Linked DNA regions of Mus musculus: regions 2, 3, 4, 5 and 6 are each linked to region 1. A link is a loop called in an ENCODE intact Hi-C map of the cell type or tissue named here. Cell type or tissue: left cerebral cortex. All regions are shown on one strand.

The links. Hi-C counts contacts between places; a loop is a spot of excess contacts. Peaks named below come from ENCODE experiments on the same cell type or tissue, not always from the same donor. Only the 100,000 strongest peaks of a DNase experiment are listed, where the experiment ranks them.
Region 2: it touches region 1 in a loop (6-fold over the local background); 42 of 42 quality-filtered maps call a loop at or near these places.
Region 3: it touches region 1 in a loop (8-fold over the local background); 13 of 42 quality-filtered maps call a loop at or near these places.
Region 4: a loop joins it to region 1, with 2.3 times the contacts of the local background. A loop is called at or near these places in 4 of 42 quality-filtered maps.
Region 5: it touches region 1 in a loop (3-fold over the local background); 7 of 42 quality-filtered maps call a loop at or near these places.
Region 6: a loop joins it to region 1, with 9 times the contacts of the local background. A loop is called at or near these places in 19 of 42 quality-filtered maps.

Annotation. Positions count from the first base shown.
Region 1 is chr1:136,549,313-136,553,312 of GRCm38, forward strand. It overlaps a transcript of Kif14 not described here. Among named protein-coding and RNA genes, the nearest start is that of Zfp281, 74 kb to the right of the region's middle. In left cerebral cortex, CTCF peaks have their summits at 1,773 (motif pointing right) and 3,670; DNase peaks (open chromatin) are centred at 1,177, 1,783, 2,348, 3,214 and 1 more place; H3K4me3 peaks cover 199 bases; H3K27ac peaks cover 526 bases.
Region 2 is chr1:136,747,013-136,751,012 of GRCm38, forward strand. No RefSeq gene overlaps it. Among named protein-coding and RNA genes, the nearest start is that of Platr22, 53 kb to the left of the region's middle. In left cerebral cortex, a CTCF peak has its summit at 2,357 (motif pointing left); a DNase peak (open chromatin) is centred at 2,325.
Region 3 is chr1:138,042,471-138,046,470 of GRCm38, forward strand. No RefSeq gene overlaps it. Among named protein-coding and RNA genes, the nearest start is that of Gm34353, 51 kb to the left of the region's middle. In left cerebral cortex, a CTCF peak has its summit at 2,300 (motif pointing left); a DNase peak (open chromatin) is centred at 2,264.
Region 4 is chr1:136,946,630-136,950,629 of GRCm38, forward strand. Nr5a2 (nuclear receptor subfamily 5, group A, member 2) reads right to left here. Exons shown (of 9, transcript NM_030676.3): 3 at 2,093-2,230. Among named protein-coding and RNA genes, the nearest start is that of Nr5a2, 12 kb to the right of the region's middle. In left cerebral cortex, no CTCF peak of the experiment used is centred here; DNase peaks (open chromatin) are centred at 20, 364, 970, 1,469 and 2 more places; H3K4me3 peaks cover 756 bases.
Region 5 is chr1:136,622,444-136,626,443 of GRCm38, forward strand. It overlaps Zfp281 (zinc finger protein 281), which reads left to right and starts at 2,458. Exons shown (of 2, transcript NM_177643.4): 1 at 2,458-2,608; 2 at 2,829-4,000. The coding sequence starts at 2,843. In left cerebral cortex, CTCF peaks have their summits at 2,472 and 3,264; DNase peaks (open chromatin) are centred at 1,872, 2,374, 3,151 and 3,713; H3K4me3 peaks cover 2,318 bases; H3K27ac peaks cover 2,412 bases.
Region 6 is chr1:137,223,293-137,227,292 of GRCm38, forward strand. No RefSeq gene overlaps it. Among named protein-coding and RNA genes, the nearest start is that of Gm25609, 9.6 kb to the left of the region's middle. In left cerebral cortex, CTCF peaks have their summits at 2,414 (motif pointing left) and 3,362 (motif pointing right); a DNase peak (open chromatin) is centred at 2,406.

The sequences.
Region 1 (4,000 bases):
GATGGGTTTCCTTAGTAACCTTGCCTGCTCTCTGTGTCAGGAGTATGAAGCTCGAAAGGGCCTAGGCTCGGCCACCTTCCTTCTGCGCCCCCTCCCCATGTGGGTGTGTCACTCAGCTGAGACAGGATCAGATGTCAGGGATCTTAAAAATGGATTTTTGGGTTGCAGATCCCTTTAGCTCCTTGGGTACTTTCTCTAGCTCCTCCATTGGGGTCCCTGTGTTCCATCCATTACAGCTGACTATAAGCATCCACTTCTGTGTTTGCTAGGCCCCTGCATAGCCTCACAAGAGACAGCTATATCAGGGTCCTTTCAGCAAAATCGTGCTAGTGTATGCAATGGTGTCAGCATTTGGAGGCTGATTATGGGATGGATCTCCGGGTATGGCAGTCTCTAGATGGTCCATCAGTAACCCCTGGAGCTCTTGACTCTAGCTGCATATGTATCAGAAGATGACCTAGTAGGCCATCAGTGGAAAGAGAGGCCCATTGGTCTTGCAAACTTTATATGCCTCAGTACAGGGGAAGTGGCCAGGGCCAAGAAGTGGGAGGGGGTGGGTAGGGGAGTGGGGGGGGGTAATGGGGGACTTCTGGGATAGCATTGGAAATGTAAATGAAGAAAATACCTAATTTTAAAAAAATGGATTTTGGAGAATAAACATTATTTCATGGAACATGCTCTTATAGGCATCTGTGGGGAACCTAAACAAACAAGCAAACAAACCCCAAAACCTCCTCTTCTTGCTTTATAAAGAGTGCCCAACGTGGGCTGCTAAAATACCTCAGCTGGTAAAGGCACTTGCTCTCAAGCCTCACAGCCTGAGCTCCACCCCCAAGACCCTCGGAGTGGAAGGAGAGAACCAACTTCCAAAAGTTGTCTGTCTTCTGACCTTCAACAGTGAACTGTGGTGTGTGTGCCTCCCCCCTACCCCATAAATAAATGTAAATAAATATTGTCTAATACAGCATGAGCCAATCGTAAAAGTGAGTCTAGCACTCTTTATTCCACTATATGGCGCTTTTCTTTACAGAGAAAGTAATATTTATTATCTCAAAAAGACTACTTTTGAGGGTTATTAGACTGAGCGGGCAGACTGCTGCCACAGATGACCTTTGCATCAAGTGACTCAATACAGTAAGCTCCCATTTCTCCTGTGTGTCGCAGCCAAGGGTGGATCAATGCAGGGCGACTCTGCCTCGAGTGGCCATGTGGGGACCCACTGTGCTCCCCCAAAGAGTCCACCTCCCCTTAGGTTCCTGTAGTTCTCTCATGACAGATGAGAAAAGGGACACCCTCCCCCCTTCTCAACAGAAACATTTTTATGCAACCTTCACTATCCTGGGATATAAAATAGATGAAGCAAACATATTGAAAATAAACCATACATTTTTACATATAATTTTACCATTTAAGAAGACATAGTATGTCTTCAGTATTACTTGTTGTTACTGCGAAACACTGACATCACACACCGTGTGCTTTCTTCTCAAATCACTTCTATTGTTAACCAATTAAATGGCTGGATTTTCTTTGCCTATCACTCATTCTAATATTAATATAGTAATACTAACGTATCAGTCAAAATATTTTATAGTTTTGTCATGATCCGCTTGTATGTTTCATACGTGGGGAAGAGGACCACTCATCTGTGGGTCTGGAAGAGGCCGCGGGTATAGTCAGCTGTTGAAAGGAAGGCCCCAGGTCGCTGCTAAATGAAACCTGCTTGTGAGAAAGGAAATGTTCCGATCCTCTGCGATGCTCACATCGGACACTAGATGGCACTGTCTCATAGGCAGATGGCGGCCCACTCTGCCTTTCTAATGGACTTTCAACTCCTAAGTGTAGATCCACAGGAAAATGGAAGGAGCATTATGAAACATATTCTTTCTGTTCTGAATAATGTCGAGAGGAAATATCCCTAAACATTCTTAAAATGGTTTCCATTTTTTACTACCTGAAGGCCAACACACTAGTTATGCTTTCTGAGCCCGGAGTGTCTACACTGCTTGCCTGCACACGTTGGTGTCGAAGCAGCTGATGGCTCTCCCTTTCCCTGTGTGTGTTGGTGGGGAGACTCGACAAGACATGCATTCAGAGACGCTGAAAGCTAATGCTTGTCTCTGACAGCTATCCCAGGGAATAGAGGAATGTTTCTCTCTCTCTCTCTCTCTCTCTCTCTCTCTCTCTCTCTCTCTCTCATGCATGTGGGTGATAATGTTCCCTCAAGGGAAACTGGCCAGAACTAAGAAGTCACAGAGGCTGCCAGGCTCTGAGATACCGGTGTGGGTCAGGTGTGGCTCAGATGGACTTGGGTGGTCCTCACCCAGCCTGGCTCAGCCTTCTGGTTTTGATCCTTAGCTTGTAGGTGAGGAGAATAGAGGCGAAGAAGAGCTGAAGTCCTTTGCACAAAGTCCAAGCGTAAACAATAGATTTAGGATTTTAAGGCAGGTTTGTTCATTCATTTAGTATTTCCCATGACCCTCCAGGTGTCAAAAGCTCTTAAACAGGGTCTCAAAGGCCTTGAATTTGTTATGTCTCACCCAGCCTTAAGCTCACTGGTTTTAGACTTCCAGCCCCCTTCATGCTGGGATTACAAAGGGATGTTCCCATGCCATCTATAAGTTCACCCTGAAGTCATGCTTTGTTGTTGTTGTTGTTGTTTTGTTTGTTTGTTTAGTGTTTTGGGGTGTTGTTGTTGTTTTTGTTTTTTGTTTTTGTTTTTGTTTTTTTGGAGACAAGGTTTCTCTGTATACTCCTGGCTGTTCTGGAACTCTGTAGATCTGGCTGGCCTCAAATTCAGAGATCCACCTGCCTCTGCCTCTGCCTCTGCCTCTGCCTCTGCCTCTGCCTCTGCCTCTGCCTCTGCCTCTGCCTCTGCCTCTGCCTCTGCCTCTGCCTCTGCCTCTGCCTCTGCCTCTGCCTCTGCCTCTGCCTCTGCCTCTGCCTCTGCCTCTGCCTCTGCCTCTGCCTCTGCCCCCCCCAGTGCTGAGATTAAAAGTGAACTCCACCCAACTTGAAGTCAAGTTTTAAAATTTGCTTTGAAAACATTTGTCATAAGCCAGCTGTAGGGACAGTGTAACTTCAGGGTGTCTTCTGAACTCCGTGGATATAGCATATCACGTTTCCCTGGTTAGCTGATTACCATGGGGGCCTAGACTGAACCGAATTAGCACGGTGGTGGCGATAAATGTTTTGTTCACCATTTTCAACAGGGTCTGACTGAGCAAGTAGGCGCTCGAGACCAGTTTGTCAGACAAAGAATCAGAGTGATCACAGTATAAAATAAAGATAAAGATGAAAATAGACATGTTCTACTTCCCTCTGATTTGTTCTTGTATTTGTAGGAAGTCAAGATGAGAAGTTATTTTATCATATTTTTACTATTTTAAAAAGCAATTAAAACAACTCAGAAAATTTACATTTGAAATCAAGATCGGTGAGGGGGCAGAGCTCCTATCCTGAAATAGCTGCTGTTCCTAGGGGATTCAGCACACAGTGGCAGAGAGATGGTCACCGCAAGCCTTCAAGCAGGTGAAATAAAAACTCTGCTTCCCAGCACGCAGAGGAGAGATTGGCCTTGAAGGTTAGGCCTGGGAAGGAGGACAGGCAGGTGTGGGTGGTGATGGATGGTGCATCTGCTCTCTGCCACCCCCAGAGGCCCGATCCCCATCTTTGTCTCTGCAGAAGCGAGCTTGGTACGCCCAGCACCTACCTTCTCCAGCAAGTCCCCACTTCTAACTTTTGCACTAAATCTCAACCTTTAATAAGAAGCAGCTCTTGGTATCAGCAATAGTTCTGGATCCTCCTCTGCCCGCTGTCAGGTTTGTGGGTTTTATTTTTGTGTGTGTAATTGGAAAATTCCCTCGTGGGACTGGGGAGGAACATTAATGTCACTATAGAGATGGGCTCTTGGTCCAACCTATAGGATTGGGCAAGCTTCCGAAAGTGAAGCCCATCAAAGAGGTGAGGGTCAGCTGGGCAATTTCCAGCGTCATTTTGG
Region 2 (4,000 bases), 200 kb after region 1:
GAAGGCACTGGATCCCATTACAGATAACAGCCATGTGGTTGCTGGGAATTGAACTCAGGACCTCTAGAAGAGCAGTCAGTATTCTTAACCAACAAGTCAACTCTCCAGCCCTGTCTGGCTAGTTTTAATTGTAGAACCTGCCCCTATTCTTCATGGATTTTCAGGTTAGGTGTATATAACTCTAGTGTGGGTTATAAGCAAATCTCTTTCTTGCTCTCTCTCTCATAATGGGGATGGAACCCAGGGCCTAGAGCACATTGCCCAGGTATGGAGCTGCAGCTCCAGTCTCTGAACTTACTCATGTATTATTTATTTTGAGACAGGATCTCACAAGGTTGATCTTATGGGGGCTAGAGAGATGGCTCGGCGGTTAAGAGCACTGTCTGCTCTTCCAGAGGTCCTGAGTCCAATTCCCAGCAACCGCATGGTGGCTCACAACCGTCTGTATTGGGATCAGGTGCCCTCTTCTGGTGTGTCTGAAGAGAGCTACAGTGTACTCATATACATAAAATAAATAAATCAATCTATAAAAAAACTATCTTGTAATTGTCAGTAATTAGGATAATCATTGCTGTGATGACCAAAGCAACTTGGGGAGGAAAGGGTTTACCTGGCTCACACTTCCACATCATAGTCCATCACCAAAGGAAGTAAGAACAGGAACTCAAACAGGGCTGGAACCTGGAGGCAGGAGCTGTTGCAGAGGCCATGGAGAAGTGCTGCTTACTGGCTTGTTCCTTATGGTTCGCTCAAGCTGCTCTCTTATAGAACCTGGGACCACCAGCCCAGGCATGGCACCACCCACAATGGGCTCGGCCCTCCCCCACCAATAATTAAGAAATTGACCATAGGCCTGCCCGAAGCCCAATCTTTTTTTTTTTTTTTTTTTAAGATTTATTTATTTATTATATGTAAGTACACTGTAGCTGTCTTCAGACACTCCAGAAGAGGGCATCAGATCTTGTTACAGATGGTTGTGAGCCACCATGTGGTTGCTGGGATTTGAACTCTGGACCTTTGGAAGAGCAGTCAGGTGCTCTTACCCACTGAGCCATCTCACCAGCCCCCGAAGCCCAATCTTATAGGGCATTGTCTCAATTGGGATTCCTTCTCTCTGATAACTGAAATGTGTCAAGTTGACATGAAAGTGGCTAGCACAATAATTTTCTTCCTTGTTTAAAATGTGCATGAGCATTTTGTCTGTATATATGTGAGCAGACTGTGTTCACTCCTGAAGGCCTGAAGACACGACTGAACCCCTGAAACTGGAGATATGGATGGTTGTTAGCTACCATGTGGGTGCTAGGAATAAAACCTGGGTCATCTGGAAGAGTATTAAGTGCTCTTAACCCCTGAGTTATCTCTCCAGCCCCTGATCTCAAACTTGTAATTCTCCTGCTGCTGTCTCTCAAATGCTGGGATTATGGGCACTGCCACCATATCTGACTTCAGAAATCTTTTTTGTTTTGTTTCGTTTTTGTTTGTTTTTTAGTCCTGCCTGTCCTGGAACTCACTCTGTAGAACAGGGTAGCCTTGAACTTATTAAGTTCCACCTGCCTCTGCCTCTAGAATGCTGGAATTAAAAGCATGCACCACCATGCTCAGCATCTTTAGGAACATTAAAGCAATCTTTACACTTATTTATTGTGTGTTTGTGTATTCATGAGAGTGTCCTAACACTTTTATGGGTCAGAGGACAACGCTCAATAACCTTCCACGATTTGTGTTCCAGGGATTAAACTCAGGTGGTCGGGTTTGGTGGCAAACACCTTTACCACCACGCCATCTGACTCGCTGCAGGAAGGTTTAAAAAAAATTCAGTGTCCATCAGTGGGTGAAGGGAGAGACAATGGACTTTTATTTAGCCATAAGAAGGAATGGAAGATGGATATATGCTATATGGACCTTGAAAACACACCTATAGGAAGCTAGATACATACTAGCCAGACTGTGGATTATCTCATTATGAGCAGTCCAGACCACATAACAAGTGCAGATTGGTGGTTACCAGCGGCAGCGCATGGAGAGACACGAAAGGACCATTTAATGAATATGGGGTTTTCTTTCTGAATGATGGAAATGTCTTGTAACTACACGGAGGAGAGGTGGTACCTCTGCAGTATTGGGAATGTGCTGAATACCGTGGCATTGTTTGCTTTGAGCACGTCATCTGCTACTTGAATTTTATTGTAATTGAAACCCATAAAACCCAACTGTATGATGGTTCTTAGAGAAGGCCATACTTCTGAGCCTGCCATTCGCTTCGAACCTGGCTCCCAGCTCTTTGCAGGTTCCCTGGGCTCTGCTGGCTCCACAGGTTCCCTTTTCCCTCTCCCTTCTATCGCCCCCTAGTGGCTTTGAGGCAAGTCCCAGCTCTTTGTAAGGCTAAATAAAACCTCCCCTCCTTGTACTCCTTTTTGGTGGGAACCATCAACATAGAGAACGGAGGGAAACCTAGGAGGTTTGTATTGAAAAAAGAACTGGATTCAGTTCTCTGTCGTCTGCTTAGCCGTTTGAGCTGCAGCAAGTTCAGTGTGTTATAGCCCCGTCTCCTGATAGAGAGCTGCGAGGATGGTGTACATTCACACGAAGCTCTGCAACGATACTCGGGCACGAACTAACTCCAGGAAACACTGGCTCTTAGGAAGGCTTTGGTGTCCGGCTTCCCGGTAAGGCCCCATCAGATGCTGTCTAGAGTCAAGCTTCATTGACACTTCCCCTATTCAATCCTTTTAGGGATAAACCCAGGGCCTCGGGTGTAATAGGCCAGGGCTTTGCCACTGAACCCTGCCTCTCATTCATTTTTATGTTGTGTGATTTCTTGGTGACTAAGACTTCTTTACGGTGCAGGTTCTCTGCCACTAGTGAAACGACCTAACTCTTGGCACGCCTACCCTCTAGGACTCTGTCCTGTCTTCACTAGTTTGTCCTCCACAGAGCTCTATAGCTGATGTGCTGTCACATGCTGGTGAGGAAGGGTCCTATACTGGCTAGTTTTGTGTCAACTTGACACAAGCTGGAGTTATCTCAGAGAAAGGAGCTTCAGTTGGGGAAGTGCCTCCATGAGATCCAGCTGTAAGGCATTTTCTCAATTAGTGATCAAGGGGGAAGGGCCCCTTGTGAGTGGTGTCATCTCTGGGCTGGTAGTCTTGGTTCTATAAGAGAGCAGGCTGAGCAAGCCAGGGGAAGCAAGCCAGTAAAGAACATCCCTCCATGGCTCTGCATCAGCTCCTGCTTCCTGACCTGCTTGAGTTCCAGTCCTGACTTCCTTTGGTGATGAACAGCAGTATGGAAGTGTAAGCTGAATAAACCCTTTCCTCCCCAACTTGCTTCTTGCAGGAATAGAAACCCTGACTAAGACAGGTCCTGTTGGTTCAGGGTTGCAGTGAGTGTTGCTTACTGTGGCTTTACCATGTGTGTCACAAGGAGATGGCACACACATGCAGAGTCACTTCACTGAGTTTAAAACTTCTGCACGTGATCAGTCCTCTGTTTAGACTTTGGATCCTGGGATGAAAATGGTGCCAATAATTTATGATCCCTGTCCCCTTTGTGCAGTCTCATGGCCTGGCGCACAGGCCTAATTACCAATAACTGCACCATGATGGTTTCTGGAGTCTTTCCTTACAACTCTGGGGTCACTGTGTGTGTGCTATGATGTGTGTGTGTGGGAGGGGATTGTATGTGTTAGCTTGAGTTAAGTTTACAGAAACTGTGGGAAGGGCTCTGCAGACTGGAGTCCTGGACTCTACAGACAGGAAGCCCTGGAATATGGTTTGTTGTGTGTGGGGTATATATATGTGTATGTGTGTGTGTAATATGTGTGCTGTGTATGTGTGTATGTATGTATGTGTAGTATGTGTGCTATGTATGTGTATGTAGTGTGTATGTGTGGTGTGCATGTGTATATGTGTGGTGTGTATGTGTGGTGTGCATGTGTATGAATGTGTGTGTGTGGTGTGTGTATAGTATGTGTGGTGTGCATGCGTGTATGTGTGGG
Region 3 (4,000 bases), 1.5 Mb after region 1:
AAAACTAAATTCCTTACAGCTGATTCAGGGTCTCCAGCACCCAGGACAGGACCACTCTGAAAAATGCAAGTCCTTATGTGAAAACCCAGGCTACTTTTGTATCATTATCCTGAAGCTGTGTGGAGAGAGACAAGGCTAATAATGAAATTGGGGAACTATCAGATCTCTGAGACAAGTCCACCTTTCTGGGGTGCATCCCTCCTCTGGCCCAAGGATGATAGTGTGAATCCTCAGTATAGCTAATGAAGACAAGAGGCTCTGTGATACAGCCTGTGTGGTTCTGTGATCTATAACTCAGAGGCCAAGGGCAAGCAGTAGTGAGTCTTAAGTCAATACAGGTCACAAGGACAGACTGGATTGATCCTGTTAGGATGCCTACAGACCACAAACACTTGACCAAAGTGGCAAAGAGGTCTTATTCCCTTGTAAGTCAGCTTTCCTCAAACGTGTTCATTTTGTGAGCACGAAGTAAATAAAAATAGCTCAAATGTCTTCTGGAGTCAAGGGCAAACTGAAGACCTGAGTCTTGCCTGAGGCTTCCAATTTGCATTGCCAGCCTGAAGGATCCTATGGCTTAAGAACTCTGCGGAGTCTGTGGAAATCAAAGCCTAGAAACACAGAGGTGCCCATCTCCCCTTGCTGGAAAGCTTCACCTTAAGGAATAGTTTGAGATCTCATGGGATAATTACCCTTAGAGGCGCAGAGTCACAAGGTAAGAGAAATTCACGTGAACAAAAAGCCAAGGTTAACTAGAATCTCCAGGCAAGTGTTTCATCGAGAAAATGAGCCTCACACATATTAAAGGGAGACTGCAAAGCACAGAGTAGCAAAATCAAGCAGGTTCCTTGAGGAGATGCTACCGCTGCCCTCCCTCTTACATAAGGGCAAAGAAACAGAGGCACATAGAAGATCAACCCCCAAAGTGGAGAGGCAGCAGCAAGGTCACAGAAGACCGGGATCGCAGTGCAAATGAACAGGGTGCCAGAGTGTTCTGCAGGGCTGAGTTAACGGAGCAAACACGAGCGTTGTTTTCAGTGTGGTATGTCCTCAACACTATTCTGGAGCTGTCACCAATTAATATTTTCTCACCTCATTTTCACTCATTTTTTGTTATTTTCTAAACTGTGGAGATATTTGAGCTGGAAAAAAGTCTAATGCTTGGATAGTTCTGAAAGGACTTGTCGGCCAGCCTGTTGAGGCAGAACTTCTGTTGGTCATCAGCCCAACAGAGTTAAACTGGGGGCTCCAGAGAGACAATAAACAACCCTAACACAGCATGAGACAGAACTGGGTTCTCCCCTGGAAGCAGTTATGGGGACACTCCCCCCTCCCCCCCAGAAGTCACACCATATTGGAAATTGTGGCACACAAAGAGACTTATGAACACTCGCTTCTCCAAAGCCTGCCTTGCCCTCGATTCTTATTTACTATTGTACTTTGACCCAAGTCACTCTCCTGCTTCTAAAACCACCCAGAGAGGACTCTCCATAGTCTTCCCTGTGCTCCACCTGCCATTCCATAGGTTCCTAAAGGTTTTGGCAAGGAAGGCTTGATAAAGTTTTAAAGTGTCAAGAGGCACATGACAAGAGACTGCTCTTGATGTAATCCTGAGACTGACAAATAAATGAGGTTGATATATATAACATTGCAAAATTTGTGTCAGAGAAGACGATCTAGTGTGGGAATCACACACACTGTCATGAACACATTTGCAAACACACTCACCGACATTCTTACGCACACCTGTGTTGACACACACACTCACACACATGCACACTCTTGCAGGCACACTCACACATAAACTTACACACTTCTAGTCACATACACTTACCCACACGTTTGTACTCACATACACAGAAGCACTCAGAACTCTTGCACACATACACACACTTGAACACATTTACACACACACACACACACACACACACACTTTGCAGGGAGGCTAGTATTGTATGTAATGACAGATAGGAGAGCTATGTGAGGAAACACTGGCCATAAGTGTCGCTCACTCTTGGGTGCCTCATGTCAGAGAGTGATCCAGCAGTAGGTTCCCATGAGACATAATTGGAAATGCCATGCTGGTCCTGTTTGGGAAGACTGTACAAAATTCAAGCTAAAGTGTTTCATCCCACAGGAATAATCTTAGTTTATTTTAGAGTGCCATTCCTGTCAGCAATATCAGTGACACAATATGCATGCACACCCGTAAAAAGCACCATACAAAGGAATACTTAGAAGCCCCACCCACCAGCAGAAGGAAACTATTGCAAAGGTTTTAGCGCACCCTGGTGGTCATTATGCTTTCTACATGGGGCGAGGAACAGCAAATATATCTGCGCAAAAAAAAAAAAAAAGTTTCATTACATGATTATCTCTGAGTATATTCGTACTATTCCGTGTCCTTTGAAATTAAGCTAGAAGCATAGACCAGTAGAATCAAATATTATTTCTAACATATTCATTCAGCCTTCAGTCAGCAGGAAATATATATTTCCAAAGTGTTCTTGACAAAAAGTCCAATCTTATTGTACTTATTGTGGACTTGAAAAGCTCCTTCCATAGAATTCATTTGAAAATTATTTGAAGTGATAATTTCATCTTGAAATTAAAAATGTGTTTTAAAGTATGTTAACATCTATTTAAATAACAAGACTCAAATCCAAATTTAAAAACTGAATAAGCATAATACTTTGTTTTGTTTACAGGTAACCCATGTACAGTAGGAAAAGTTTAAAATAATTATGCAATGTGCTCATCTTATATCTATGATCACATGCTAACAGGGCTGACGTTGTCTACTTGCTGTCTAGAATACTTATGCATAAACATTTATGCAACTTTATGTTTCATTAAAAAAAAACTTATTCTCAGAATGTGATAGAATAGCCAACATTTGTCATTATGTCCCAGATAATTGTTCTGCCTCCACCTAAGCTGAGATTGGAATCTTGCCTCCAGCTCAGTAACGACTCATTTCCTAGGGAAATTCAGAGATTTATTTTCTCCAACATTTTAGATTTTATAATTTAGTGAGGTCAGATTTGTTTAAAAATTTTTAACCATCTTCCAAGAACTCCTCTTCTCTCTCTCTAAAAAAAAATCCTCTATAGTCCCTGATGAAACCTGTGAGACAAGTATGTAAATAAACCCAGGGTCTCTGTGGTACATTTATCAGCCCTCAGCTGTGATCCCGGTGATCTTTAAGTGTCCTTTAATACAGGATTTTCAGAGATGAGATGATACTTTCATTTTTAATGAACACATCAGTGCTTCTTTTTGGGTTCATAATTCCAACTCAGGTATATATATATATATATACACACACGCGCGTGTGTGTACATATATGTATATGTACGTATATGTGTGTGTACATATACGTACATATATGTGTATATATCCATATATATGTATATGTACATATATGCATATATATACACACACCTGAGTTGGAATTATGAATATATATAATTTTTAAAATTAGATGTTTTTCTATTGAGATGGGATTAAAATATCTGCTGTACTGTGTGATGGGCTAGCTCAACATGAAAACTTTCCAATGTGCAAACTGGTTCTCTTCTTAATCCTACATTGAAGTCATTCTTTGCTTATCACCCCTTAGTTCTCACGTACTTAGAAGCTTTCTTCTATCAAAGTGAGTGATTATTGAAAATGGATGCTTCTCCTGGTTGGACAGAAGACTCCTTCTTGAAGTCTTATGCCTTATGCTAAGCTAAAAGTCCAGCAAAGCCTTTGGACTGAGCCTTATGAAAGCCTCCTAAGACTGGAACCACTGATATCATATGGATGAAAGGTGACAAGACTCTTAGGAGTTCCTTCCAAGGTCCCCCCTTTTGCCAGAATTCAAATTTCCACCATAGAAGAGGTGAGCAAGTACCTGTGATATGATCTCTTGGCAGGACAGCTTCCTGTAGTCACCTATGCTGTCCTGAGAAATTCTGATTCACTAAAGTAATCAGAATGTGCTGTTTGTGGTTTTAAC
Region 4 (4,000 bases), 400 kb after region 1:
AGAATCAGGACCTGAGGGTTTGGGAAAAGAAAAGCTTGGGGTTGGGGGAGTTTACGGAACTCTGAAAACTCTGACTTCTGTTTCCAGGTATGTTTCTGGGCTGAGAGGGGCTGTACTTTACTAGTTGTGTGTTCTCTTCTGTCTCCCTGTCTCCCCCCAAAAGTAATCTCTAACTTCACATTTAAGAGTATCAGATTGGCAATCACTTACATTCTCCGTGCCCTTCTCAGAGATTCCATATAGAAGGAAAGACGGAAGCCCATCTTCCGGTAAAATTCGGAGTCTAAGTGGGGAGAGGTGCATCTGGGAACCCTGAGAATTTTTTTGTTTGTTTGTTTACCCACAGGGCACCTGGGTCACCTAAATTAAGAGTTCAGAGAACCAAATCCACCATGGTTTGGAAATCCCTGTGCCCCTGGGAAAAGTGAGGGAACAACTGGGTCTTGTAAAGCTAGGTCCTCCGTTAATCCCCTTGAAGTTGGATGCTTCGCGCTGCCTGAGAATCCAGTAACGAATTTTCTTTCTGGGTTCCAGCACCCGTCAAAGTATGAGTGTGTCCCTGGTAAGGGACCCAACGGCGGCCGGCAGGCAGGCGCGCACTGTCCTTGCTGCAAACTACCGCAAAGCCGCGCCAGGCTTTTTCCCACGCTGCTTTAGAGCCCAGTGCAAAGAAGGGTCATATCTGCTAGCCCCCCAGCAATAAGGCAAGCTAGTGTCTTGGCTTGGGGGACAGGAGGCCAGAAAGGGCCCTCTAAATTTTACAAAGAAAATGTTACCAGGTTATTTCTCTCCAGTCCTCAGTACGCCGTGTTTCGCTCCACTGCGCTTTTTTGCCCCGGATCCCGCCACCCTAAAAGCCTGCATGGGGCAGGAAGTAGCAAAAAGCTGGTCCTTCTGCCGGGAGGAAACTTAGCGGAGCCAGAGGCCAGAGCCCAGAGCTCAGGAAGCAGGCCTGGGGCACTTATCAGGAATCCCAGGTGTATCTCTTCAAGCCAACAAGGCTTCCTCAGTAGCAGACACACAAAGTTAGTCTAAGGACTGAGGCCAAGGGAATTTCTACAACCCTACCCAAAGACTTGGAAAGACCCCAAGATCACCCAGGATATCTGACCCCACCCGCACGTCTGCTGTCCCCTTCCCTGAGCCTAAGGCGATCTTGGGTTTCCCGGCCAGAGCGCACAGCCTACCATTGAGTCCAAGAGCTCTGTTCTCAACACTTCTCTGACCCTTTCAAGTTCGTGCAAAAACGGCTGGCAGGAAGCTTTAAGGGGATCACAAGCCGGCTGGCCTCAGTATCCAGAAACTCCGATAGGGGTGAAGATAGAAAAACTTTTCCTAACATTTTTTTCACCTTGGCCCGTTGCTAAGATAAAGTTCTGAAGAGTTTAGAGTGTAAAAAATACAGGAGATGAGATTTGGTCTTTTTCTGATGTTACCAATCAAGAATAGGGACACAAATGGAATATCCACACTCTCGGCTCTGAGACCGAAAGGATAACAAGCTAACCCTGAGCACCCCAGCTCCTCATTCGGCACGATACTAGACGGGAATAGAGTTGGGGTGATTGGTGTTTAGTTATGCCAGCAGTTTTGAGTTGCCTTAAAAGACTGCCGGATCTGGCAAGGCTTTTGGGGGTGCTGGTGTAATCGAACACCACTAACAACACCAATCACCTTCCTGTGATTTTTCTCTACTCAGTCTTTTCCCCTCCACACGGGAGCATGTGAGTAAAAGCTCGAACCACCTAGAAATGGTGAGCAGAGAGGAATTCCACTTCTCAAAAGAAAGATTGTTCCACGGCGCCCTTAGCTTCCAGCTGCCCCCAGCTCCAGTTGACTCTCCGCTTCCAGTCTCTCTACTTAATTAGAAGTGGCCAATTAGACGTTGATGAGAAAGCACCATCCGCCTAGTTCAAGTGCCATTAACTTTTATGCTTGCGTCTAAAGAGGAGGCCGAAGCCGCCGCGCACCACAACTGCCAGCTGGGCTGCTCTGGTGCCCATGCTGCAGAAGGCTGAAGCCCGCGGGGTTAGCCCGAGAGTGTAAAACCAGGAACCAGAGCGCCGCGCCACACCGCAACGCACCCCCTTACCTTGCATGTTTTCTGGCATCTGCCCCTGTTCCCCATGCGATCGGACCAGTCCTGGGGCTTCCGTCTCCACTTTGGGCAGCATGACAAGGCGGCTGCGGGCGGGAATGGGGCGTCGGTGTCGGTCCGGAAGCCCAGCACCTGGACACGGGCAGCAGAGATTCAACTCCAGCGGAAAGAGAGAAGGGGTGATCAGCGTGCCCGCTCACCCACCCGCTCGCCAGAGCTGCCGGGCAGGACCTCGGAACCCTGTCCGGTCCGGCAGCTTCAAAGCTGTCCCTAAGCTGAGCGCGGGAGATCCCGGCTACCAAGCTAGACTAAGAAGACCGCGTTCCGCTGCCCGGGTTCCGCTCCGCAAGGGCGGAGGCAGCGACAGCAAAGGCGCTGCTGCCCCGGACAGCGATCTGTGCGCGCCGCGCTCCGGAGGGCAGCAGAGGCAGCCGCCAGCTGCTACTGCTGCAGCGGCTGAACGGCTCCCGGACTCCTTCCCCTCTTGCACCCGCCCTCTGGCTCAGGATCAGCAGGGGTCTCTCTCTCTCTCCTTCGCTCGCCTCACTTCTCTCCCCTCCTCTACTGTCCTCTCCTCTCCTTTCCGCCCCTTTCTCCTATCTCTCCTTCAGCTCCCTCTCTCCTAATATCACAAGTGTGGAGTTCTGAAGTTCCAACCTCCCACTCCTCTAGGGTGGAGAGCAACCCTTCCAGCCCCGAGGGTGACAGAGTCAGGAGGAGAGGGGAAGACACGCTGGAGAGGGGAGGTAAGCTGGAGGGGTGGGGGCAGGGGGGAGGTAAGAGGTGAAGACAGTGAATCGGGACGCAGGTTCCGGACTCAGGTCGGACACTAGCCACTAGCCAATAAGGAAGCTCTGGCCTCGGGGCCTGCCCCAACCTCTTCACCCCGCCTTAATCTACTCCACCCCACCCTGGCTTGAGACGGGAGGGGCTAGTGGGGGATATAAATGCTACTAGGTTTCTCAGCTATTGAGGAGCGACCGGTGTCTTAAGTGAAGCGGCCAGGGATCTGAGAGCCGAGAGGCCATTTCAAAGAGCCGGTGAAAGGCAAGAAGGGCTGGAGAGTGTGGGTGTAGGTGGTCCATGCATGAGTGTGGAGAAGGAGACCTGTGGAGTGAAGGGCCTACTTAAAACACCGAGAAAAAAAAAAAAGGATGTTAAAATCATAAATGGAGGGTGGTTGGTCCTTCTATCAAGGTCCTCCCTGAAGGCAGACATCAGAGAGGTACAACTGAATGACTGCGCCCTGAAGAACCCAGGGGTTATGGCTCACTTTGCGGACAGCGAAGAAGTCACTGAGGTTTCTCTCCCTTTGCATGTAATTGGAGTAAAAGACAGCCACTTCTGCTTCCCCAGGCTGCTCACCAACCCACCTCCCTACTTATGGAAAGAACACTTGAGTCTAAAATTATCTTAATGACTGTCGAATTTTTAGTGAGAGAGACCTGTGTTTGGACCTAGGATGGAAAGATCCGACCCTTGATTTCTTTCTAGAGTCCCTTTGGTGGCCCCATGCCCCCCACCCAACCCCCACGAGGCACAGCATTTTTTTTTTTAAGTTATAAAGAACCATCTGTTAGGCCACTAGCCCAGCTTCATCTTTAAAGTTTTCAGATCTCATCCCAACAAGATGAAAAACACTCTTCCCAGCCTCCTGGATGCAGGCAAAGCTTCATGCCCACGGTCTGCTGTGCAACTGGGTAATTATCAGAGTCCACCCACAAGGGGGTGGATTTGAATCTCAAAAGAGCTGAATTTATTCTATGTAAATGGCATGGAGATCACATAAAAACTGCCCAGTCTAGTATTTAATGAATAAAAAATTATTCCAAATCATTGCTTACACTTTTATATGAAGTACACTATCCATTGATGGCTATCAACTCATGCATATTGATGTTC
Region 5 (4,000 bases), 73 kb after region 1:
TCTAGGACAACCTGGTCTAAGGGAAAGAGAGATCTTGTCTCAAACATAATCTTTTTAAAAATTAAGTGTTTTTAAAAATATTCATACTTCTGGGTGTGGGGGCTTAGCCTGTGATTTCAGTACTTGGAAGGCAGAGATAGGAAGATTATGAATTGGGAATATAGTGAGACTCTGTTTCAAATAGACAATTCGCATTTATTATCTTTTTGAGGATTTATTTACTTTATGTATATGAATTTTTGCCCGCATCCATGTATGTGCCATGTTCATGCCTGCAGGATCCCCCTAGGTGGGTGTTGGGAATTAAACCCTGATCTTATGCAAGAAAAACAAATGCTCTTAACTGCTGAGCTATGTCCGCAGTCCCTATTACCTACGTTTATCTCTTTCGTTTGAGGGTTTAAAGGAGTTGGTTGGTTTCACTGGTACTGGGGTTCAAGCTTTATCCACAGTAGGCAACCACAGTATCACTGAACTATGTCAGTAACCTGTAGTGTTTAATCTTTCAATTATTTCCTAATTTTATAACTTCAAAGATGATAAGATATACTGAAGTTGCTGCTCCAAACGGAGTTTAGACGGAGTTTAGAAATATTAAGTGTTTCATCATCTAGCCACCTCCTAATTATTATTCCATGTAGTTAGGATACTATTTCTATTTTCTATCACCAAAGAATTGAATAGCACAACCAGTATAAGTGATGTGCTGGTGTGTTATCATATAAATGCTCAAGGTACGACTTCTAATGGTGAAAAACGGGAAAATAAATGGACGTTGATGAAGTGTGTCTTCTTTTGTCTGTTCCCGGGAAAGTTTATTTCGGGCATTTCCACTGGCGGAATGATTAGCGCTAACAGCTTTCCCCCTCCGTTTTATTTTACAGGGTCTCTTCATCTTCCTGATATATGGGGTATACAACCTAGAGGTAAGTCTGCTTGGAGTAGCTCAAGGCTGACAGCGTGAATGAGAGAAATGACAGGTTTCTTATCTTGATAACTGTAGAACAAAGTTGGCTTTCATATGAGTGTCCCACTGCCCTTCATGCTTGGGCTGGCTTATGTGCAGCCCAGCTTTACCATTAAACATGGACACCCTGAGTACAGGGACAGCCTCATTTCTCACTGGCACTGACTAATATTTTATTACTGTCTGAAGTTTTTGAATTTTCAGTGTTCAACGCTTAGCTATACCTGGTAGTTTCAGGAAATAATTTAACTGTAGTTCCATGGGGCTAGGAAGATACAATGCCTCATGAAACTATTCATAAAATACAGTTTTAAGGTTTCTGGGCAGGCTCAGAGAGGCCTGTGTTGGTAAACAATACACCGCTATGGCTTTAATTGCAAAATTTCTCAAGGAAGTTATTACAAGAAGTCATCTCGAGAAACACTATGAGAATATGGACGTGTGATTTCTTTAAGAAAACACACTATGTAAATAACTGTTCTCCAGGTCTTTTTATTAAAAAGTCTGTGGTGTATAAATACACCTAGGAAAGTTGCTGGTTTAGATTTTTGCATGCTCGCTGTGAATGCCTTTTATACATTATTAGGCACTAAATTAATATCTATTTGGTTTTGTCGATAGAACTTTTAATTTCAAGATTTTATCTAATTTCCCCCAACTGAATAAGGAACAACTTTTCAAGTTTCTAGGTATTCTATACTGGAGGGGTTGGGAGAGTGGGGTATGTATCCTAACAGAGATTTTAAACAAGAACGATGGCCAGTATTTGAGGCTAGTTAGTATTCAACGTAATAAGCAAATTCAGACAACTGAGAAAGTACGTGGCATTTAAATACCATCTGATGATGAAGTGTGTGTGGGCGTGTTTTACAGGACAGCTGCACCTGGGATTACACGTGGTTTCCCTTTGCGTAGCCTTCAGGTAGGCTGGCACTGAGACAATTTTCTGCAGCGGTCCCTCCTCTATGGCAGTCTCAAAGGCTCCTTCAATAAAGGCAAAGACAAGCGTTATTGCTGTCTCCATTCTGAAAAGGAGTAAAAGCTATCTGTAATCAATACCGTTACGAGTTTAAAGCTTTCAGGCAGAATCACAAGTACCTTAAGGAATCCTATTCTCTGTTTGATTTTGATTCAATACTTGGATTGCAAACACTAAAGTGAACCAAATGCCAATGTTCAGTTTTCAGTGTCTCCACCTTCCCTAACCCCTTCCTCTGCAGCTCCCACGCCACGCTGCAACACGCTCTCCTGGCGTCCCCGGACTTCCCGCCCCTTGGGCTCCACCTCCGGAGCGCCTTCTCCCTAGAAACCCTCAGCCACTGTCTGCCCCTCAGCAGGGCCACCAATCACGTCCCCTCGCTGCGGAAGACCCTCCGCTGTCCGCCTCCAAGTCCCCGCCCCTCCCACCTAGCCCCCAGCAGCTCCGCCCAACCGCCCGCTTGATTGACAGGCTAGCCAGGCGGAAACTGAGGCGCAGGCGCACGGGGCTCGCCGAGCGCCCCTCTGGTCCGGTCGAGGACTTCCCGGCAGACACCGCGCCGCGGCTGCGCAGAAGCGGGGAGGCTTTTAATTCCATTGTGGAGAGGACGGCGTTATTTTTATTAACTGGAGGCGACGGCGGCTGCGGCGGCGGCGGAACCCGTAAGTGTGGCCGGCGGGCCGGGGCGGGCGCGGGAGCGGCCAAGAAGGCCGCGGGGTCGAGCGCGCCGGGCCGGAGGCGGCGGGGCTGCGGACGGGAGCCGGGCGCGGTGCGGGCTGGGCGGCGGCGCGGCGGGTCCCAAACGCTGCGGTGGTCCCGGCCCGGGGCCCGGCCCTACCGCCGTTCCCCCTCTTCCCTCCTCTCCCTCCTCTCCGCAGCCAGGCCTCCTCCGGGGTATGAAAATCGGCAGCGGGTTCCTTAGCGGCGGCGGCGGTCCCAGCAGTAGCGGTGGTAGCGGCTCCGGCGGCAGCTCCGGCAGCGCCAGCGGCGGCAGCGGCGGCGGCAGGAGAGCAGAGATGGAGCCCACCTTCCCCCAGAGTATGGTTATGTTCAACCACCGGCTTCCCCCGGTCACCAGCTTCACCCGGCCGGCGGGGACGGCCGCCCCTCCCCCGCAGTGCGTGTTATCCTCCTCTACCTCCGCAGCCCCGGCCGCTGAGCCCCCCCCTCCGCCAGCCCCGGACATGACTTTCAAGAAGGAGCCGGCGGCGTCAGCCGCGGCCTTCCCTTCGCAGAGGACCTCCTGGGGATTCTTGCAGTCCTTGGTGAGCATCAAGCAGGAGAAACCTGCGGATCCCGAGGAGCAGCCGTCCCACCACCACCATCACCACCACCACTATGGGGGGCTGTTCGCTGGGGCTGAAGAGCGATCACCAGGCCTAGGAGGAGGGGAAGGGGGGAGCCACGGCGTCATCCAAGACCTCAGTCTTCTGCACCAGCATGCCCAGCAGCAACCGGCCCAGCACCACCGCGATGTATTACTGAGCAGCGGTAGCAGGACTGATGAGCACGGCAACCAGGAGCCAAAGCAGGACGCTAACGTCAAAAAGGCAAAGAGGCCAAAGCCAGAATCTCAGGGAATCAAAGCCAAGAGGAAGCCAAGTGCATCTTCCAAACCTTTGGTTGGAGAGGGAGAAGGTGCCGTCCTGTCCCCAAGTCAGAAACCTCATATCTGTGATCACTGTAGTGCTGCTTTCAGGAGCTCCTACCACCTGCGGAGACATGTCCTCATCCACACGGGCGAAAGGCCTTTCCAGTGCAGCCAGTGTAGTATGGGTTTCATCCAGAAATACCTACTGCAGAGACACGAGAAAATTCACAGCAGAGAGAAACCCTTTGGGTGCGATCAGTGCAGCATGAAGTTTATTCAGAAGTACCATATGGAGAGACACAAGAGGACACATAGTGGAGAAAAGCCATACAAGTGTGACACTTGCCAACAGTATTTTTCAAGGACTGACAGATTGTTGAAGCACAGGCGCACGTGTGGTGAAGCCATAGCAAAAGGAGCCGCTAGTGCAGAACCTGGGTCATCAAACCATAACAGTATGGGT
Region 6 (4,000 bases), 670 kb after region 1:
GGACTACCACAGAGAGACCTGTATCTGCTGTCTACTGTGAGCTGATAAGAAAACACTTGAGAGCCACTTTAAAGGCACCAAGTACTTAACAAACGCTCATTAAGTCTGTGCCTTCCCTGGATACTACAATTACCTTGTGTGGTGGGTTTTTTTTTTTTTTTTTTTCTTCTTCCTTTTTCATTACGTCTTACCACAGGCCTTTGAAATAAAGAGCTAATTGCTTGGCTTAATAAACTTCTCCCTCTGACAGTCTATTAACTATTTTGCCCTTTATAAATATCACCTTTGAGGTCTTCCTGATTTTTCTCCTTAAGGTTTTCCCTGCGGAGCCCAGCACCAACTGTCCAGAGGTAGGAGAGTCTGGCTTTTCTTTCAGTACTCTGTTGTTTATTTATTTTTATTTTTCAATTAGCAACACACTTTGCCAAGGCCTTTGAGAGACTAAAACCACAGCTAACGTTAAGAACAGTGGCTTTGAGTATATTCTGTGAGCAATATATTCCTCAGGGTGTCAGAACCCCTGAGCTCTGTGGAAGGATTCTCCAGCACCTTCTATCCATGCACAGGGCTCTCTTTCTGGAACTCCATCTCTGTTGTTTGCATGGGATTCTTCCTCACGTTGGAATAGGTTGCCTGGAGAATCTACACTTTTGCTCTGCCCAGCTCTATCTCTCACTCCACAGCAGTAATCATGCTGTCTGCAGCAATGTGCTCTCTGATGACACGGTCTTCTCACTCACTTCCCATTAGAACCTTACAGGCTTTCATCCATCCCTATTTCCTACAAGACTTTCTGTTCTTTGAGACCAAGCTTCATCTGCCTGCATCAGGGGCTCATTTCAGCACCGAGTGGGCTGGCAGTCATGTGCCCAGCAGAGGGATTTACTTTGCTAGTGATATGGGGATGTGGGTAGAAGCTGAGCCTTGTCAGATGGAGGGCAACCTTTCGTGGATGCCTCTTAGAACATCAAGTTCATTTCTTCTTCCTCCCAACATGAGTGACAGGCAGATAGTTTGCTTCTCTGATGCCCAGTGGTGGCATCCAGTGTTGGGGACTTCATCAGCACAGTAGAATGACCTCACCAAAGGGGAGATGTGGTTCTCATCACACGAAGACACACTGTAAATATGAGCACTCTCTTGTCTGTGAGTTCATCTGCCTCAGAATTTAGGCAGGAGGACTAATTCATTCTCCAAGCGCTCGCTCTCGCTCTCTCTCTCTCTCTCTCTCTCTCTCTCTCTCTCATCTTGTGCAATGGGAGTCTAGGGAGGGAGAGTGTTGAGTTTGAGCTGGGGGCTGAAGAATGAGAGCAGAGACAGCACAAAGAGGAGAGACATCCTTGCCTTTCATGGGGCATCAGAATTGTGGACATTCATGTGGAGAAACAGGACAGGGTTGTTGGTGAGCAATGCAAAGTAGACACTGACATTCTTCAAGAGCCAGCATGTTCCAGTTAGTCAGCAAAAAGATTTTTTTCATTATTTGAAGGAATATTATATTACATTATGAAATCACAAAACTAAAGGAGGTAGAAGAAAAATTTGAGAACATTTAAATGTGGTTTCTTTGTTTTACTAAGACTTTCCCCAAAGCGTTCGTGGGCCTTATTCCTATTTTGCCTCCTACATTACTTTGGTAATTGTGTAGAATTACAGTGAGAATGGTCATGTGGCAAGGAGTTCATATACAGGCCATGGTGGCAGCTAACACATTGAACAAGACTGTCAATCCACCTAAGGACTTGGGTGAACAGACAGAGCTAATCTACCTGACAAACGTGTGGATAGCATTTTCTCCCTTCTCATAAGCAACACGCACCTCACATGACACTTTCAGTGGGAATCCTTAAGAACATCCTTATAAATTGCACACACACTTTTCTTCCCTGAGAAAAGAACATTAGGCGTTTGTAGAGCAGAATTCGTTCATGATTTTGGGTGATAACAACCCAGATGCTTTGTTGATTCTTAATTTTCCCAAAACTCATTCATTCTTCATCGAATCAGCACTTGTTTTTTGTGTGCGCTCTTTGAAATATTCCACATCTATAAGACATATGCTGCTCTCCAGTTCTGTATTCCCAGGTTTAGCCGTTCGAACCTTGCTCTCTGAAGCAGTAACATATTCTTTCTCACGAACTGACTGCAGTCACCTCAAATTCCCCCAGCACAGTTTTCCTTAACTAACCATGACACTTGGGGAAAGCCAGTGTTTTCTTAATGGCTTTAGCCCTTTTTTAGAGCAGGACAGGGTTTCCAGTCACCAGGCCAGACAACACTGAAGTTCCAGGCTTCTTTGTGGTACACACTGCGTTCACCCAGGGTCTGGAGAACTTCCTATGCTTCTGATTGTGTCATTGGGATTAAGGATGTAAATTGATGCTAACTGCGTGACTGACATCTAGTGGATAAAAGCCAGTGGTGCTGTTTAGACCAGTTTCTCTCCCATCTAATCCCTTTCTGCCCAATAGGCTTTCTTAGATGCAGCAATCTTTACCTATATATAGGAAAATTGAAGTACAGAGTCATACCACTAGAAGGAAAAATGGGGGCGGGATGTCGGACTCTTCTATAAATGAAGACTATTTCCTTTGTAGAGACTTGTAAGAGTGTACCGTATCTTGGAGTTGGAACAAAACCCCTGTGATTGTAGATTTACCTTGTTTATTGGAGAGCATACAGCACAATGGCCAAAGAGAATTTCAACGTTATTATTTTTTTATTGTGTTTTTAAAAATTTGTTCACTTTGCATTATCTTTATAAACACACTGTAAAAAAATTGGAGCTTTGATTCTGATATTACTACTATATATGAATATTATAATCCCTTGTTAATATTGTTCTGTTCTTAGACTCAAATACCAATAAACATTAGAATAAATTTTAAATTATTTGTGTCCTTTGCCTGCTGTAAAACTTTATCTGTTATTATTAAAGGTATAAAAAAGAGTTGATTTTGCCAGGAAGACTTTTAAAAACAGATTTATTTATTTTATTTAACTAGGGATACATCATAAGATTCTGTTTCAAAACAGGACTTATTTTTCAAAATTGTGTGTGTGTGTGTGTGTGTGTGTGTGTGTGTGTGTGTGTGTATAGTTGTCCACAGAGACCAGAAAAATTTAGGCATAAAATATTTTAGAAATACACGCTTATATAGGTATTAGAATGTGGATGTCTTTAGAAATGTAAAATCTGATTTTCAAAATATGGATGATTGAACAATGTGGCATAGTGGTTTATTTTTATATATCCATTTTTCAAAGTTAACTTTAATGAAGATTTATAGTTTGTTTTTATTTTATATGTGTGGTATGACTGTTTTGACACCATGTATGTGCACTATGCATGCAGTACCTGTGGAGGCCAGAAGAGGGCACTGGGTCCACTAGAACTAGAGTTAGAGACAGTCGTGAGCCACCATGTGGGTGCTGAGAATCAAACCTGTGTTCCCTGAAAGAGAAGCCAATGCTCTTAACTACTGAGCCATTTCTCCTGGCTCTGTCAAAGTTAACTTTTTAAAAGAGAGATTCGTTGATTTTTATTTTGTATGTATGTGTGTTGAGTCTGCTTGTATGTAAATACACCCGGAGACTGCCTGGTTCTGAGGAGGTCAGGAGAGGGCGCTAGAACCCTGGTTGTGAGTTAACCACGTGGTGCTGGGAGTAAACCTGTGTCCTTTGCAAGAGCAGTAAGTGCTCACGACCTCTGCAGCTCATCAGTTAAGTTTCAGTTGCTAGAGAAGACCTTGGCATTCAAGTTGTAGATTTTGTTTGTTTGGTTAAATGTGTGTTTTCTGAGAGAAGTTTTCTTCAGAAGAAAATTACTTCTCTTCGTATTCCATTTCCTCTTTGAAAAGCTAAGAAAGGTTGAGCAAAACCCAAAGCCCCACCTCACCGAGCATCTGGTGGCAGCCTGCAGCAACAGCTGTGTAAGGAAGGGAGGAAAGCCACGTCGATGTGTGTTCACTCTTCCAACTGTCACTTATACATGACCCTC